2 separate regions of the Mus musculus genome follow, and region 1 is linked to region 2. Evidence: chromatin loops called from intact Hi-C (ENCODE). Cell type or tissue: heart. All regions are shown on one strand.

Region 1 (8,000 bases), 250 kb before region 2:
TTCTGTGAGAAAAAGCATTGTTTCTCCCTACTGTTTATCTAATCACACATATCAGTATGACCTTCTGTGTACTTACTATGGCAGGATATAATCCATTATAGTCATTATTTTGTTGTCTGTTGTTCCAGCTTTAGTTACTAGGGATTCTTTGGCACTGGTCTCTATATTTTTGACCTGACTCTTTTCTATTTTGAATACTTCCTTTCAGGTTCTCCGAGATGTTCCAAGCTCACCTTCTATCGTTCATGGCCTCCCACCTTAATCAATCTCTTATGTGAGGTGCTTTGGTGCTTTCTTAAGAAGAATGTTATTTAGAAGCCAAGATCTGCACAGGGTACACTTTTTTTTTTCTGCTGGGGGATGCTTTACTAAAAGCCTCTTTGGTAACAGAGCTAAAGAAAGCATGTGTGTACCCACCCGTACTGCTTTACTCATGGGTGCATATGTAGCAAGGCCACAAGTCCACACTGAGGTCTCCAAGTCCAATATATCACTCAGACCCATTCTAGTCTTGCCCCCTTTCCTGACTGATTACTTCTTTTTCTAAAAGATTATTACACTAGTTGGCTTATTTCTTCAATTCTAGCATAAAGTGTTTTCAGAGTTCCTAACACACACCTGTCAGACACAGGTTTACCAACTAGAGCTCAGAGCTTGGACATGGCGCTTGCTTTAGCCCTTGGTGGTTTGTAGTCACTGAGATAAGTGTTTCCTTTAAGCATTTGCTGTGATGACTTTCATCTGGGTTGTCCTTCTTCCCGCTACGTCTGCACTCAGTTACATTCTGCTTAACTTCAATTGTTCACTTTGTGGCATATGAAATAAAGCTGTAGTTCTAGAAGTGAAAGCCACATAGGAAGCACAGAAGTGAGGCATCTCTGCTCACACTTACAATCCACTACAGTCATCATTCTGGAGTTATTAGTGTAGGCTCGCCCACTCTCCATTCTCTCTGCTCCTTTCCCATCTACTTCTGCAGGTAGCACAGCTCGTTTTATTGTGCTTCTGTTTTTGGACAAACAAGCAGATGTGTTTTCTCATGCTTTCCTCTTTCTCATATGAAGGGCACACCTTCACAGGTGGACCTTTCCTCCTATATTTGAATTGAATACCTAAAGTTTTCCTTAATCAATGATTTTGCATACAAACACTGTGGGTTTTTTTTTTTTTTGTTTTTGTTTTTTAAGAGTTGACAGACCACATATAAGATTTGGGGAGCATTTTACTGCCAACCTGGGTGATTAAATACCAACATTTCTGGAGTAGGACACAGTGATAAGTTAGAGCTAATTTGATCAAAGGAGAACTCAATCAGTCATTAAATGGTACTTTGATCTCAAACAGGTAATTTGTTTAGGATATTCATTCAGAACAGGAGAATTAAACCAGTGTAGCAGTTTGTGATATTTCACAAGTTATTATCATAATAACAACTCTTTATCATATACAAATATGCACCTCTGTGGGACAGCACATAGAAGAGCCCCGTGCTGCACAGCTGCACCAAGTGGAGACCTTGCTTTGCTGAATGCTATATTTCTTCATTATTTTGAGCTTCCTCTTGTTTAATATTAAGTTGTGATTCTGATTCAGGATGGCAGGGAGAAGAGAGAGGCAGAGGACAAGTAGTATTTAACAATAAGGATGGCTTCCTGGCCTGCATTCTCAAAGAGGTTGTAGCCGTTTCTTTGTTTGTTTTTAAATCTTCACTGATTCTATTTCAAGTTAGGAGCTCCTCTGAAGCTAGGCCAAACTTAAAGACCTTCTCTTTTGCATTTGTAGCTGAGAGAGACTAGAAAAATCCAAAGGCATGAAAAGCAAAATCTTTTCCCAGGTGTAGCTCCCTAGACAGAGAAAAGCCAGGTTCTAACAGCAGGACAAATGCAAAGTTCCAGGAAAGACTTGGGGTGGGACAGTGTAAAGATAATGCAGGTCTGCTGACCTTTGCAGTGTGACTAGTTCACACACATCTTCAGCACAAAAGATACTAAAAATTCTGGTAGATGACTTGCTGTGGCTAATGATGGCAATCCCAAAGAAGCTTTACAATTTAGTATTGAATCAAGCTCTCTGGGTACCTGTCTACTCCTTGGGCAGAAAGAACTACACAGAAAGCCTGGTAGAGGGTACAGCCTGTGACTCCTTCTGGACTCAGCTAGTTACTATGCCAATTCACGGAAAACGAAGATTGTTGGATGCTTTCTGCCTTCCTTGCTAATTCTTCAGCTATGAACCTCCTCTCCCAGGATGTGATGTTAATAATCTTCACTGTCAGTTTGACTGGATTTAGAATCACCTCACTGTATCTGTAAGTGTATTTCCAGAGTGGTTTAACTCCGCACAGAAGATCTGGCATATGTGTAGTTGGATACCCACAATGAACCTAAGGGGAGGAAGGGGAAGGAAGGCATGGTGAGCACCATCATCTCTGCTTCCTGACTGGGTCAATGTGACTAGCTGCCTCACAATCCAATTGCCACGCCGGAGCCATTCTTATCGCCCCTTCCCTGCCATGAGGGACTGTTCCCTCAAACCATGAGCCAAGAACAAGCACATGTATTTTCTCATACTCGACTTTTTCTAATATGAAGGGCACCCCATAGCTACTCTCCTGTACTTTTCCTCCCATGGAACTATATTTGAACTTAACATCTAGAAGCTTTTCTCTAATTAATGATTTAGCATATAAACACTGTGTGTGTGTCTCTCTTTCTCTCTCTCTCTCTGTGTGTTTAAATAAACTAGAAGTCATGTTTAAGAGATGATAGACCACAAAGGAAACAATGCATCTGCATCTTGCTTAGGTTATTTTTGTGAGGTCTTTTGTTGTAGGGAGAGTAGCAGCTCCCCAAGGGTGAGAATGACATATATCCCGTGACATCTCCACAGCACTGAACAATATACTTCTAGATTCCTAGCCAGGTTCCCAATAACTACATATTAAAAGGAATACAATAGGTGAGCTGACATTTTATAGCAACAACACTGGGCAGATGATGGGCCAAAACTTACAATTTGTGTTTTCCCAAACCAATCTGACAAGTGGGCCAAGCTAGGGTCCTTCCAGCTGGCACTAGGGGAAGACTGCCTGAGGACAAAGGAAGCATCAAACTGAGGGGAGGCATCCATACTGGGACGGAGCCCAGTCTTGGCTATCTAACCTCAGGGTTCCAAGGGAAGACACCCATGAGCAGCACAGAAGAGGATGCTGGTCATGGTTGCACAGGCTCTACTAGATAGCACGGGCCCAACCTCAAGTTGGTAACATCTCTTCCTTCTAGCATGCTATATAGATTCCACAGAGAACAAAGAATGGTAGGAATGAAGGTAGGTATATACAGCAATGGACACTTTGACAGGAGCCCACACTCTGCTTCTCATAGCTCGATCTGCTGACAAGTTTTCTGTTGAACAGGCCCACTGATTTCTGTAAAAACTGTGCTCTGCAAACAGGACTGTCCTTGAGGTGAAAGGAAAACATGAGTGTGTACCTTATAAACATCCAAAAGAATTCTTCATGCTAAACAGGATAGAGTACAAGATTATAATGTTAGCATGTTTTCCAAGATATTTATATAACCTCACAAAATTCTAAATATGCTGTATCTTCTGTAAGTAGTTTCCTTATAGAAAGGAGCAGGACCATTGGAACACTAGGCAGGAGTCCCTTGCTCCCTGACAGCCTGACAGGATGAACTCATCACATCATCATAAGACATTTTTCTTTATCTACGCCATACAGGTACTTTTCAGGAGGCAGCAGGGCATACACAGTAAGAACAAATACAGGCCCAGGGTTCCCCAACTGAGAGTTTGACCAAAGATAATGCTTCTATCAACAGCTGAGGGCAGACCCAGGGAGACGGTAGAGAAACTGCTGAACAGAAGACCTGACCATGACCCATCTGTGTTTATTGCCAGGATTTCCCCTGACCCCATGCCCTTAGCCATACAATTCAAAGAACAGCTTTGGCTTGCCTCCTGCATGACCCCAGAAATGTTTCCTGATACAGACATCTGGGCAAATGTCAGAACAGGAACAAATGACTTTAACAAACATACTGCCAACAATGTAGCAGGCACTCCTGGGTACTGCACAGGGAAGATGGTGAGATGCCATGTCTAGACTTGAACTGAGGCTGGTAAATGAGCAGATGCAGAGTAATGCACACTAAGATACTTTAAGAAGATGGCCCAGTTCATACGAAGGGCTTTGAGACCCTATCCAGACATGTGGGGATTGGCAGGGGTGAGGGGATGCCAGGCGAGGAAGCTGACAAGGGTGTCTCTTGAGAGTACTTTGGAAATAACTAGGAGAAAGAAAGCAAGGGACAAATGGCCTTGATGTTAAGGGCACGGAGTTTCAGCTGGCAGCCTCTCTACTTGCTTTTATCAAGAATGCTCCCTGATATTTTCTAGGGCAGATGGAAAACTATAATCACTACCCCCACCCCTTTTAAAAAATAAAGTTTTATTGGAAGTTTAGTGTTTACTAGCTTATCTATGGCTGTTTCTGTGTAGTAATAGTTGAGGCCAGTAGCTATGACGAATGCTACCATATGCTAGGAAAGCCTAAAGCTGTACTCTTGGACTTTTCAGGGAAGTCTAGCTTTAGATCCAGGTCAAGAAGGGCAGTTTGTGTGTGTGTGTGTGTGTGTGTGTGTGTGTGTGTGTGTGTGTGTTGTCTCTCAAGATGTGATATCTCTCATATCTATTAAATTAAAGAAAAGAAAGACAAGACACTTAATCACAAGGAGGAGGTAAGAACCTCATTATTATAGGCAAGCCCCTCAAGATACAGAAGCATCTGCAGAGAAAGGAGGAGAAATTTGGGCAGGTAGTTAAGAGGCAGATCTGGAAGAGAGGCAATTTAATGAACATGTATGTGAAGGGCTAAAAGACATTGCTAATGGTCCTGGGTAACTATGGAGACCTGGAAACTGAGTAAGGAGGTTTTTCAAAGCTGTTGCTGTCTAGTTTAGACAGATCTCTGGTTCCCTCCCGATGCTTGAGTAAAGGCTGGCAGGCTGGCCAGCCTCTCTCCTGCCTCTTTCTGCATGTATCAAAGCACAACTAGAGAGCTGCAAGCTTCCTGCAGAAACAGAAGCCCAGGAGGCACCAAGATGGACAATATACAGGGGCTCACAGCAGCCCACAGGAGGCTTCTGGATTTTCACCGGTGACAAAACTGGGACTAGAGAACCCTCCTGGGCTCTCTGGATCTCTACTCAAACCTTGCGACAATGGCCATGCTGCAAGCTGGCTCCAGGAGCTTCTAGAAGGGTCTGCCCCACCCCCTTTTCCCTCAGCAGGAAGAGGGAAGGGAAAAAGCAAGTCATGGGTGTGTGGCTGATTTCTTACTGTTCCCATATCCCTACCACTTGCATGTAAGCATCAGGAAGCTCTGTCAACTAAGCAACAGTACTTTCTCCTGAAAGAAAACAATATGTCCAGAAATATTTATTTACTTTAATGATAAATGATAGATGTTTGTTTCTAGGTTGCCTCTCTAGGCCCTTCCCTTCTAAGGCTATCTTGGCAGAGCAAGGGAAAGATAGGTAGGCTGAAAGTGCCTTCACAGTTGTGTCTAGCTGGGCACACAGGAGCTTCTGGAGGCCCCTAGTATTAAACACTCCTAGTGATGCTGCCCAGTGGCTGTGTCTCATTTTTTGGAGGGGACAAAGGCAGGGCCTTGCTAGTATACTACTGTATGGCTTAGGGACTCCATTACTGAGTTGTTAACTCAACTACCACACATTCCCCAGCCCAAACCGAGCAGATTTAGGAGCATCTCTGCAAAGGGGCCATAGATAGAAGTGTTTCGACAGTGTAAGCATAAGCAAGCATCAAAACAATGACAGAATTCAAGAGTCTTAACCACAATACAAACTCTGTATCACCTACTTTAGAAAGTAAAATCCATTGGATGTGACAAACAGCCCTTACAATTAAAATGATCAGAAAATATATTTAAAATATGATTTATACCCAGAGCTATGAGTGATGAACTCTTCTTAGCCTATATAAAAAATACAAACCTTGAAATATTAATTAGCATTAAGTATGTATATGCAAGTAAATATGCACACACATATACAATGTGTGCACATATACACAGAGGTCTATAAAGGTGATGATAATGCTCTATATCAAACTGCAGTGGGAATAAGATGTGGCTTAGGATATCTTTTGTATTTATTCACGTCTATAGTTGATTAATAAATTGTCATAAATATAAATATACATTAAAGGCAAATCTTTGAATTTTATTTTACCAATAGTGGTGCTCAATGAAAAGTTTGGAGAAACTGGCTAGAATATACAAGGAAAACTATTATAACTATGTGTTTTGGAGCATACCTGCAATCTCAACACTTTGATGGCTGAAAAAGTGGGGATCATGAGTTCAAGGCTAGTATGGGTTACACAGTGGGTTACAGGACAGGCTGGGTTATATGATAAGATCCTGTCTCAAGAAACAAAACAAAACAAGCAAGAAAACTATCATATAAAGTCATAATGAATGGCTTTGGTCCTTACCATAGATGTGTAAATTAAGAAAAAGTTGTAGACCTTCTGTGGGTTGCAATTACAAATCCCAGCCCAGGCACTTTCTCTAGGCCTAAGAAAACATGCCGAATACTAAGATAGTAAAGTAGAGAATGCTCTTACACACTGGTAAGCTGAGAATAAATATAACCCAGGACATATAGTTGGGTCTGGCCAGAAGGCTAGTGATTGCTAGCTTCTTCAACCTTTTGTTTCCTCATTTGAGGAGGTAGAGCTGAATAAAACTGAATTTGGAATTTCACTGCCAAAAGCTGGAACTAATCAATAGACTGATAAAAGAACCAAGAGCTGCTCTTTGTCGCTCCTCTGAAAACTTCAGTTTCATAAGGAATCGTCCCCTCACACCTGCAGTATATTAGCATTACTTCTTGGTAATGCTAGAATGCTATCCTTATAGAGTTAAGACATTTTCTCTTCCTTTTAATTATAGTTGCTAATTATATTTTAGTTACTAATTATTATTTTAAATTAAATATAATTTAATTATATGTGTGTGTTCATATTTCCTCAAGCTCACTTTGGAAACAGGTGGTAAAACAACTTGCTAAAAAGTTCTAACTAGCCTAGCACCTGCCCCTGAGAGTCAAAGGTGACACCTAGACATCAAGTTCTGTATGTGAAATTCCCAGTGAGGAAGAATAAAAACTCAGGAGATTGACAGTTCCATTCTGTCAGATTAAAGGGAAGAAAACAGGGAATTGTAAGCAAACCGACTAATAGAAGCCAAGGAACAGAAGTAGGAGGAGCAGAGAGACCTGATAATGGGAACATCTACCACATGGCAAGTGCTAGGTATGTATCTTGCTTACTTATGGTACATAACGCTCAGAAAAGCCAACACTCATAGGTATTACTGCCATTTAATAAACTGAAATGAAACCTGTGAAGGATTAAACATGGATTGGTGAGTCGGGGCAATAGCTCAGTGGGTAAGAGTCTTGCCATGCAAACATGAGGACCTGAGTTGGTATCCTTATAACCCACGTAAACCTGGGTGCACTGAAACAGGAGGTGGAGATGGGAGAATCCCAACTTGGTGCACATTAACAAGCAGCAAGGTGGAAGGTACAAACGGACACCCAAAGTTGTCCCCTGTCCTCCACATGAGTGCTATGGAATTCACGCTGTTTAAGTTACTTATTTATTGTCACGATAAGACAATGTGACAAGGGCAACTTATAGAATAAAGAGTTTATTGGGGATTATAGTTCAGAGGGTGAGTCTATGGCCATCATAGTGGGGAGCAATGAAGCAGGCAGGCAGACATGGTGCTGGAGCAGCAGTTGAAAGCTTACAACTAGGATGACGCAGAAAGAGAGCAAGCTAACTGTATTTTGAAATCTCGAAGCCCAGCCCCAGTGACACACCTCCTCCAACAATGTCACACCTCCTTATCCTTCCTGGGTCAGCAGTATGAAACTTCTAAACAG
Region 2 (8,000 bases):
TCTCCAACTGCTTTGTAGCACTATAAACAACAGCTGGGAAATTATAGTAATCTACATGCTCATTAATTAATGAAAAGATTGTTTAGTATAGATAAACAATGGAAAACTATCCTTCCATAAAAGTAAATGAAATGCTATCACATTTTTACATGGGTGGACATGAAGATCATTACATTAAATGAAAACAAGCCTGGAACAATGTGCCAGTACTACCTGATCTCACTACATGTAGAATAGGAAAAGCTGACCCCGTGGAACTTGAGAGAATAGTGGTACCAGATACCTGGCTGGTTATCTGACATTTTATCCATGCTGGATATCTGGAACTTTCATACTCAATAAATGTCAAAAAAGCAAATAAACAAACAACAACAAAATCCACAGTTTAAATAATTAAGACAGTTTTTCGTACATGAATTCAAATACAATCTGAACAGCTATGAATTTCATAAATAAGCACACTTTAAAATTTTTGAGATAGTTTTGGTGCGTAGTTCAAATTGCCTTTAGACTCTGGTTCCTCCTGACTTTTTCACCAATGCCAGGGTTATAAGTGTGTGCCACCATGCCCAGCCTATGGCCTATATTTCATATCTCAAACAAACATTTTTTTAAAAAGCACAGTAACTTAATACCTATTGTGTTTTATTTGAGGCTCAGTGGGAAATCAAACAGGTCAATGAACTATGAGAACCTCAACCTAAAATAGCCCAGTCATGTTAGCTGCTGGTTGGTTTCAAGCACCTTGTGTGGTCCTTGGGCTTTTTCAAGCAGTGCCTTCTTGGGGTATCCTACATCTTACTCACTCAGTTCTTCTACAGCTGTTTATTAGTTTATCTCACAATATGGAAAAATATAGAAGCTCTAAATAAGATGAGTTATGAGAACAGGAACCATGCTTTTACTGGGGAAGTCTGGATTCAGTAAACAGATCATCCACTCCAGTGTCAAGTCCTAAATGACCACCTCTCGACTAGTGTTTCTCAATATTTGGCTCGCAATTCCTTTAGGGGTTAAACAATCCTTTCACAGGGGTCACTGAAGACCATTGGAAAACATAGATCTTTACATTAAAATTCATAATAGTAGCAAAATTAGTTATAAGGTAGCAACAAAAATAATTTTTTGATTGGGAGTCACCACAACATGAGAAGTTTATAAAGGGTTACAGCATTAGAAAGATTGAGAATCACTGCTTTAAACCATGGCTTGTTTGAGCTATAGAAATTCAAGAAAGTACAGAATCCACCAAGTTCAAAACTTAGACTTTACATGCTCCCAAAATGTAAAATAAGCCCATTCTACCTGTAAGTTTAAGAAGCACTCTTCATGACACCTGCTATTAAGAACCAAAACCATGCATGAACTTCAGCTATGAAATCTGCTTCTGTTAAGAGGATCATTGGTATGCATGTTAATTACATAACTGCTCCAATAAACTAACCCCACCCCAAGAACAAAAGGAAGGTCCTTTGTCTTATGTGTGATCTTGTGTGCTAAGTCACAGGCATTGGCTACAGTCACTGATGCCCCTCACACATGATATTAAAACTACCTAATATATTAAAACAGTATCCAGAAAGAAGACAACTTAGGTATGGTAAACATAACAAAAAATTTTCTGTTTTCAAAGAAATATGACAGAAACAAAATAGATTATAGGAACATAATATAAAATATAAAGGAGAAGAAAAAATCATGTCAGCTATGTCTCACTGGCTACCTGAGATGGAGGAAATATAAAGATAGTACAATTTTCCAAGCGCTGTCTAAAGGAAGAAGGTGGGGCTGGGTGGATGACTCAGCCTGCAAAGTACCTGTCTCACAGGATGGATCTGAGTCCATGAGCACAGACTTGCATACACACACACACACACACACACACACACACACACACACACACGCACACATCTGCCACAGGGGCATATGGTCAATCCCAGCATAGGGGAAGCAGTGACAGGTGAATCCCCAGAGATCTGACCGGCCAGCCTAGCCAAAGCAATGAGTTCCAGGTTCATTAAGAGAGCCTGTATCAAAAGGTAAACAACAGTGGAGGAAGACATCAAATTTCAGCCTCTGACCTCCATGTGCATGTACACCTGCATGCACCTGTGTACATACCCAAACCTCACTAAACACACACACACACACACACACACACACACACACACACACACACACATACACACACACAAATCAATAGATTAAAAACAACAACAACAACCATCTGGAACCCATCACGGGAGAGCACACTGGCTAGCAGAATACACCATGAACAACCGGAAGGAAAATGCAGAGATATAGGGAGAGATAAGGCGAGAGTCCAACGCAAATTACTTATACCAGGCACAAAAGTTACTTTATTCAGCAAATAATTAGAAACAACACAGTTTCAATTTATATTACGATTGAGATTAAACTGTATTTACCATCACTCAGTGTCATATGTAACTGTCTTGCTTCCTTTGTTGGAGCCTGAAGTCATCATATGCTGTGTGTAAAATTGTCTACGTGACATCGTTGCTTAGCATACATGAAAACACGCAGCTAAGCACACACGAGAAGTTCAGTTATCTGCAAATAAGCTTTGGTTTTACTCATTTATCTTTCTCTCTTTCTTTTTTTCTGTTGTTTTATTCAGAGACAAGTGATATATATGCCCATGGGTAATAAGGTCACGGGGTTAAACGAGCATTATGACAATTAGAACAAACCAGAGCCCGTTAGTCTACGTTGCAGGAAGGTTATCAGGAGAAATGCTCTTCCTGTGTCCTTATCAATGCAGTGCACAAAGTATTTGCCCTCAGCTCCTTCTCTGTGATCTACACAGTGTTTACTCCTATCTAACCTCACCAGGCACTGGTGGTCAGTGGCTCTCTGAGGCCCTGCGACACAGTAGGAAAGTGGCAGGAATCTGCAAAGTGTCAGAATAGACTCTTAGCTGCTAAACACTTCAGGACAAAACTGTTCACACTTCAAAGAAAAATCTCTAAAGAAAATACATAAAATGTGCTCTTACTACTTAAATGTATTCCAGATCACCATGGGAAGAAAGTAGAATGTGTCTGGCTCTTTTCTGTCTAAGTTGGTTCCTTAAAGGTATAACTATGTGTCTTAGATACTGTGGGAATATACAAGAATGTTTTAAGAGGGAAAATAAAATCCATGAAAATTAGAATAAAACAATTACAACGTGGGGCAAGTGGAATCTGGCCTAAAGCATATAGAATCACCTAGAGTTCTTAAAAATAAAGTTCCAATAGATAATCAGACATGAACAACGCTATTCTAGATCTGCAGAGAGCACCCACTTCCCCTTCTATTCCTGCTCCCAGGACGTTTTAGAAACAACTCTCTGGGTCTCTTACAAAGCAGCTTATCTCTAGATAAACTAAATTATGAGCTTATTGAAAAGTTGTTCTGATTATCTTGTATCTTTCAGCATAATCGGCCACATATGATAGCTTTAAAAAACATAACTTTAGGAGCAGATTTTTTTTTTTTTTTTTTAGTTTGTAAACATTTTATTCCAACTACCTGAGGAATCAACATTTTTTCTTTTTTATTTAAATATTTTTTATTACGTATTTTCCTCAATTACATTTCCAATGCTATCCCAAAAGTCCCCCATACCCTCTCCCCACTCCCCTACCCACCCATTCCCACTTTTTGGCCCTGGTGTTCCCCTGTACTGGGGCATATAATGTTTGCGTGTCCAATGGGCCTCTCTTTAAGTAAACTTCTTGTGTGATAATTTCATACATATTCTGATGGCTCTCATCCCAGTCCCCCCAGCCCCCTCAGGCCCCACCCTCTCAACACCTGTCCTGCTAATTTCTTTCCCACATTCATATCTTTGTGTTTGTGTTCCTCTGATTTTGATTAGGGCCTTCTGTGTGGCCTTGAAGTTGGAAGAATGCATTGGAAAGTGGTGGGTATGACAAAGCATACAAAACTAAAGACAGTAGTTCCCCTGTCCCAGAATCCGCCCAGTAGCCTACAGTTTAGCAGTAGAGGTAGGGTCCCATGAGCCACTCCCCTATTCACAGCTGACTGCTCAGGGGCCTTGTCTTGTGGAGGACCAGTACAAGGAATTGCAGCTGCTTTGAGTCCACGACTGCACGGTTTTGTTGTGTCTAAAGGATGGGATTTCACTACCCTTCTTCAAGCTTTTACATGCTAGCTTCAGATGTGACAGTGTAAATGACGAGTTGGGAGCTGAGCCATCATCTAACACTCGCTGCTGTCTTTCAGTCTTTACAGAATCAAGAAGTTGAGAATAAGTAAGACTGCTAAAGCTAATCATTTTGTTGAATTTACAACTCCAATAGGGTCACAAACTTTTCAACTATTTATTTTCCAAAACATTTTAGTTAATAGTCAACTTCTATCAAAGTTCATTAACAAATTTTAATAAGAAATTTAACATTCACTAAGATGCGTCACTCAGAGCTGCTCATACCTATTTCTAGTTTCCGGATTCTTTCCTCCTGTTGCCTGCTGCTCTAAGATCATGGTTGTCACTTTCCCCAGCTACCGCTGAAGGCCACACCAGGGTAAATCTGCAGATTAACATTGGGAGGTCACATACTATCTTGACCCCTGGTGGGGAAGAAAAAAAGTGGGGGAAACATGTTCCAAGAAGGTTCCTCCCCACCCCATGCTATCTTGGCTACCACTGGGGTAGAAATGAGATAAATTCTAGGCCTGATACTGATTCACTTCTAACTACAACTGAGTCTGAGAGAGAGAGAGAGAGAGAGAGAGAGAGAGAGAATGAATATGAGCTGAAACTTAACACATTTTCTTTCTAACAGTTCTGTGCTGGATATTGCTAATATATGTGGTCATAAAACAGCTATTAGCTCACTTGCAGAGGATATCATATTCTTAAGAAAAAAAGCAGGTCATCAGCTTGTCATAAAGAAAGGCTGCCTGGAGAATAGAGATTTATGACAAGGCAACAGACTCCTTTTCAAATACATCTTACATTTAGACTAGGTAAGGCTTCTAAAACAACAGAAAAATCAAGATGGCAAGATGCTCTCAGGGGCCTTAACACAATGGGTACTCAAGTAGACCTGGCATTAGCTATTCTGGGGCACAGATGTGTACTCAGCAGATTGCTGCCTCTGTAATAATACAGAGAAACACTCCACTCTTTCCTATACTTCTCTACAGTCTCCTTAGGCTACTGAAGAACAGAACTGCAGTTCTCAAGATTCAAGTAATAATAAGGGGTTGGTGTTGTACATTAAGAAACATCTGGATTACTGCTAAAATTGCTAACCAAAGATGTCAGAAATCTAGAAAGAACGCTTTTTATTATAACACACATGCATAAAAATCATAAATCAAAGGTGTACATTTTGTCAACATTTTTAATATGGGAATTTAAATTGTTATAGATCATATCATATAGATAACTGGAGACCACAATGCCACTAGGAAGGAAGATTATAAGTGAAACCCAAGAAATAGAGGCTCTGGCTTTATTCACAGGCTTGCTCTTCTGTGAAACCATAATACCTAAGCATCTTGTTATATGCTGTGCATAAGATGGATTGGCATGGTTAACCTCAAGATAACTTAGAAAGATGCTTCGGTATATAAAGGAGCTTAAAGTTTATGCAAATCCCTACTGGACTGAAGTTGATTTGAAGGCTGCAACCCATAAATATGGCAGATAACCTTGGGTCACTAAAGGTTTCATAAAATATGCTAGGCAGACTCATTTATGTATTCACTAGACAGACAGTCCATCCATCTTTACAGGAACAATGCACAATGTACAAGAACCCCGTTATTATCCATCACTTCCTTAACAGGAGAACTTTGAGATTGTTTTTTCCTTTAAAAAAAAAATGTTTTTTTTCTCTAATGACTCTGATGTTTTATTTTCTCACCTGCCGATCTTTAAACTATATGTTTTTAAGCTGTAAATTGAAGATTTAAACCATATCAATTGTTTAAAACAATTCTACACAATACATCTACCTTTGCTCCCACACACTTCGATTGTATGATTACATCAAGGCCCAAGTCTCCACCATTATCTGACCCTTGTTCACTTTCTTCCCTCCCCTCCACCCACCAAACTTTGTCCTTCCTGTCAAAGTTCAGCACTTCCTAGAAAAGTCTCACTGCCTGTTTGATATTGTACTTCACTTCAGTCACCAGAGGAAGAGTTACAGGTGCTTGGCCCCATCTATAAGACCATGACCGAAATCTGACCTCCTGTTACAATACATGAACTTCTGCCCTACTGATAAGGCTGGCAGATATAAGTAGGATTTTTCAAATAATCCTTTGGGAATTTATAAGCAGCACAACCATAAAGGGGGGTGAATGGAAGGTCGGTTTCACTAAAAATAATAAATATTGCCATGTTTATTCAAAGTGTGCCTTGTTATGCTCCAGGCCAAAAGTTCAGATAAACACTATTGTAAATGACAAAATATTAGAACTTTTTGTTACTTGTGTTATGATCCTTCCGTTGGACAGCAACAGAGCTGCCCCAACCCCCACTACGTAAGTCCCTGCCCTGGCAGTGAATAATATGTCCTGAGATGAAAATATTGGATTTGCTTAAGGATCAAAAAAAGGGTGGTTATCTCTTACAATCATAAACAAACACTGACTATTATATATTTCTAATATTAATTAGTAAGGCAAAAACAAAAATACCAGATTAAATTAACATTGTACCTGCCCTATTGATGAAGAATCCACTAGACTATGATGACTGGTACAATAAACACAGAGTTACACACCAGGCCCTACATAAATGTGGAGAACAGATCTGCTGATTTCAGTCTGCAATATTAGGAAAAATTTGCTGGAAGATAGGTATGAAATAAGTAAGAAATGTGAAATTAAAGTGAAACAAAATTTTTAAAACTCAATGAAATGAGAGTAGTGACTGATAGAAGGGCTAATGTGCAGAAAGGATGACAACCACAGCATGCTTCAGAAACTAAAGGCAAGATGATAAGCAATAGGAAATGTGGAAGACCTCTAAAGAGCCATGACTGGCTTTGTTCTTCGACATTTCAGTGTCTTACAAGATAGATGGTCAGTAAAATGAAGCAGGTAGTCCATGCTAGACATGGCAGGAGCTCCCTGATGGTAGAGGGAATACTGTTTTCACTATTAGGGTAGAGAAATAAAGTGAGTGTTTAACCAGCTATGATTAATATGTGAATGAAGGCAATGGCCTATGATAATAAAATTCAATTATATTCACAACATCTACAGGTCAAGATATGATACTCAGGAAAACCCAATAACAGTGTAGATTTCTAACTGGTGATAAGAAAAAAAATATGGCTTTCTTAATTTTATTCAGAAGCCTGCAGGGCCAGTGAAGTGTAAGAGACACATTGATGCTAAGTTTCCACCACCTGTAGAAATCTCCATAAAGTTGAGTGCAGTGGTTTTCTTTGTTTGTTTGCTTGTTGCTGTCGTCATTAGGGGAGACAGAACCCAGATCCTCACTCAATGCTAAGCACATACTCTACTGCTGAGCCCATGCCCAGATCTAGAGCATGCACCTCTAGCAAGAAACAGAGCAGTAGCACAAGCAGAACTCTGGGAATAGTGAAGGGCACAAAGATGAGCTGACAAACACCAAAGCAGGCAGCAAATGGTTAAATAAAGATGCCAGTAGACAGCCAGTAGCTGGGCAGAAGAGACATAGGCTTGGGGTGTGAGGAGACCATGAGGAGAAAAAAGAGGTGGAGAGAGGAGAAGACACCATAGGATAAGAATCTTAAAGTCATGGCCATGAGGGCTGGCCAGCTGGAGTTAAGAGCAGTACAGAGAGAGCCGAGTAAGTAGTCACTGGGAGTTGTTCATAGGAAAGTAGATTCTAAGAGCACAGAGAGAGATATCTGCCCAGATTTAATGCTGATAAAGGCTTACTATAAATTTTTTAATAAGAGAGAGAGGCTAGCAGAGAGGAAGAAAACCATGCTATAAAAGGGAGAAAATAGACTAAG

What was found. A loop is a pair of places that touch in the nucleus more often than their neighbours do. Peaks named below come from ENCODE experiments on the same cell type or tissue, not always from the same donor. Only the 100,000 strongest peaks of a DNase experiment are listed, where the experiment ranks them.
Region 1: it touches region 2 in a loop (1.8-fold over the local background); 2 of 42 quality-filtered maps call a loop at or near these places.

Annotation. Positions count from the first base shown.
Region 1 is chr6:84,626,538-84,634,537 of GRCm38, forward strand. All of the region lies in intron 20 of Exoc6b (exocyst complex component 6B), which reads right to left. Among named protein-coding and RNA genes, the nearest start is that of Cyp26b1, 37 kb to the left of the region's middle. In heart, a CTCF peak has its summit at 4,074; DNase peaks (open chromatin) are centred at 3,944 and 5,264.
Region 2 is chr6:84,880,560-84,888,559 of GRCm38, forward strand. The region is part of intron 8 of Exoc6b (exocyst complex component 6B); the gene reads right to left. Among named protein-coding and RNA genes, the nearest start is that of Exoc6b, 180 kb to the right of the region's middle. In heart, no CTCF peak of the experiment used is centred here; no DNase peak of the experiment used is centred here; H3K27ac peaks cover 2,282 bases.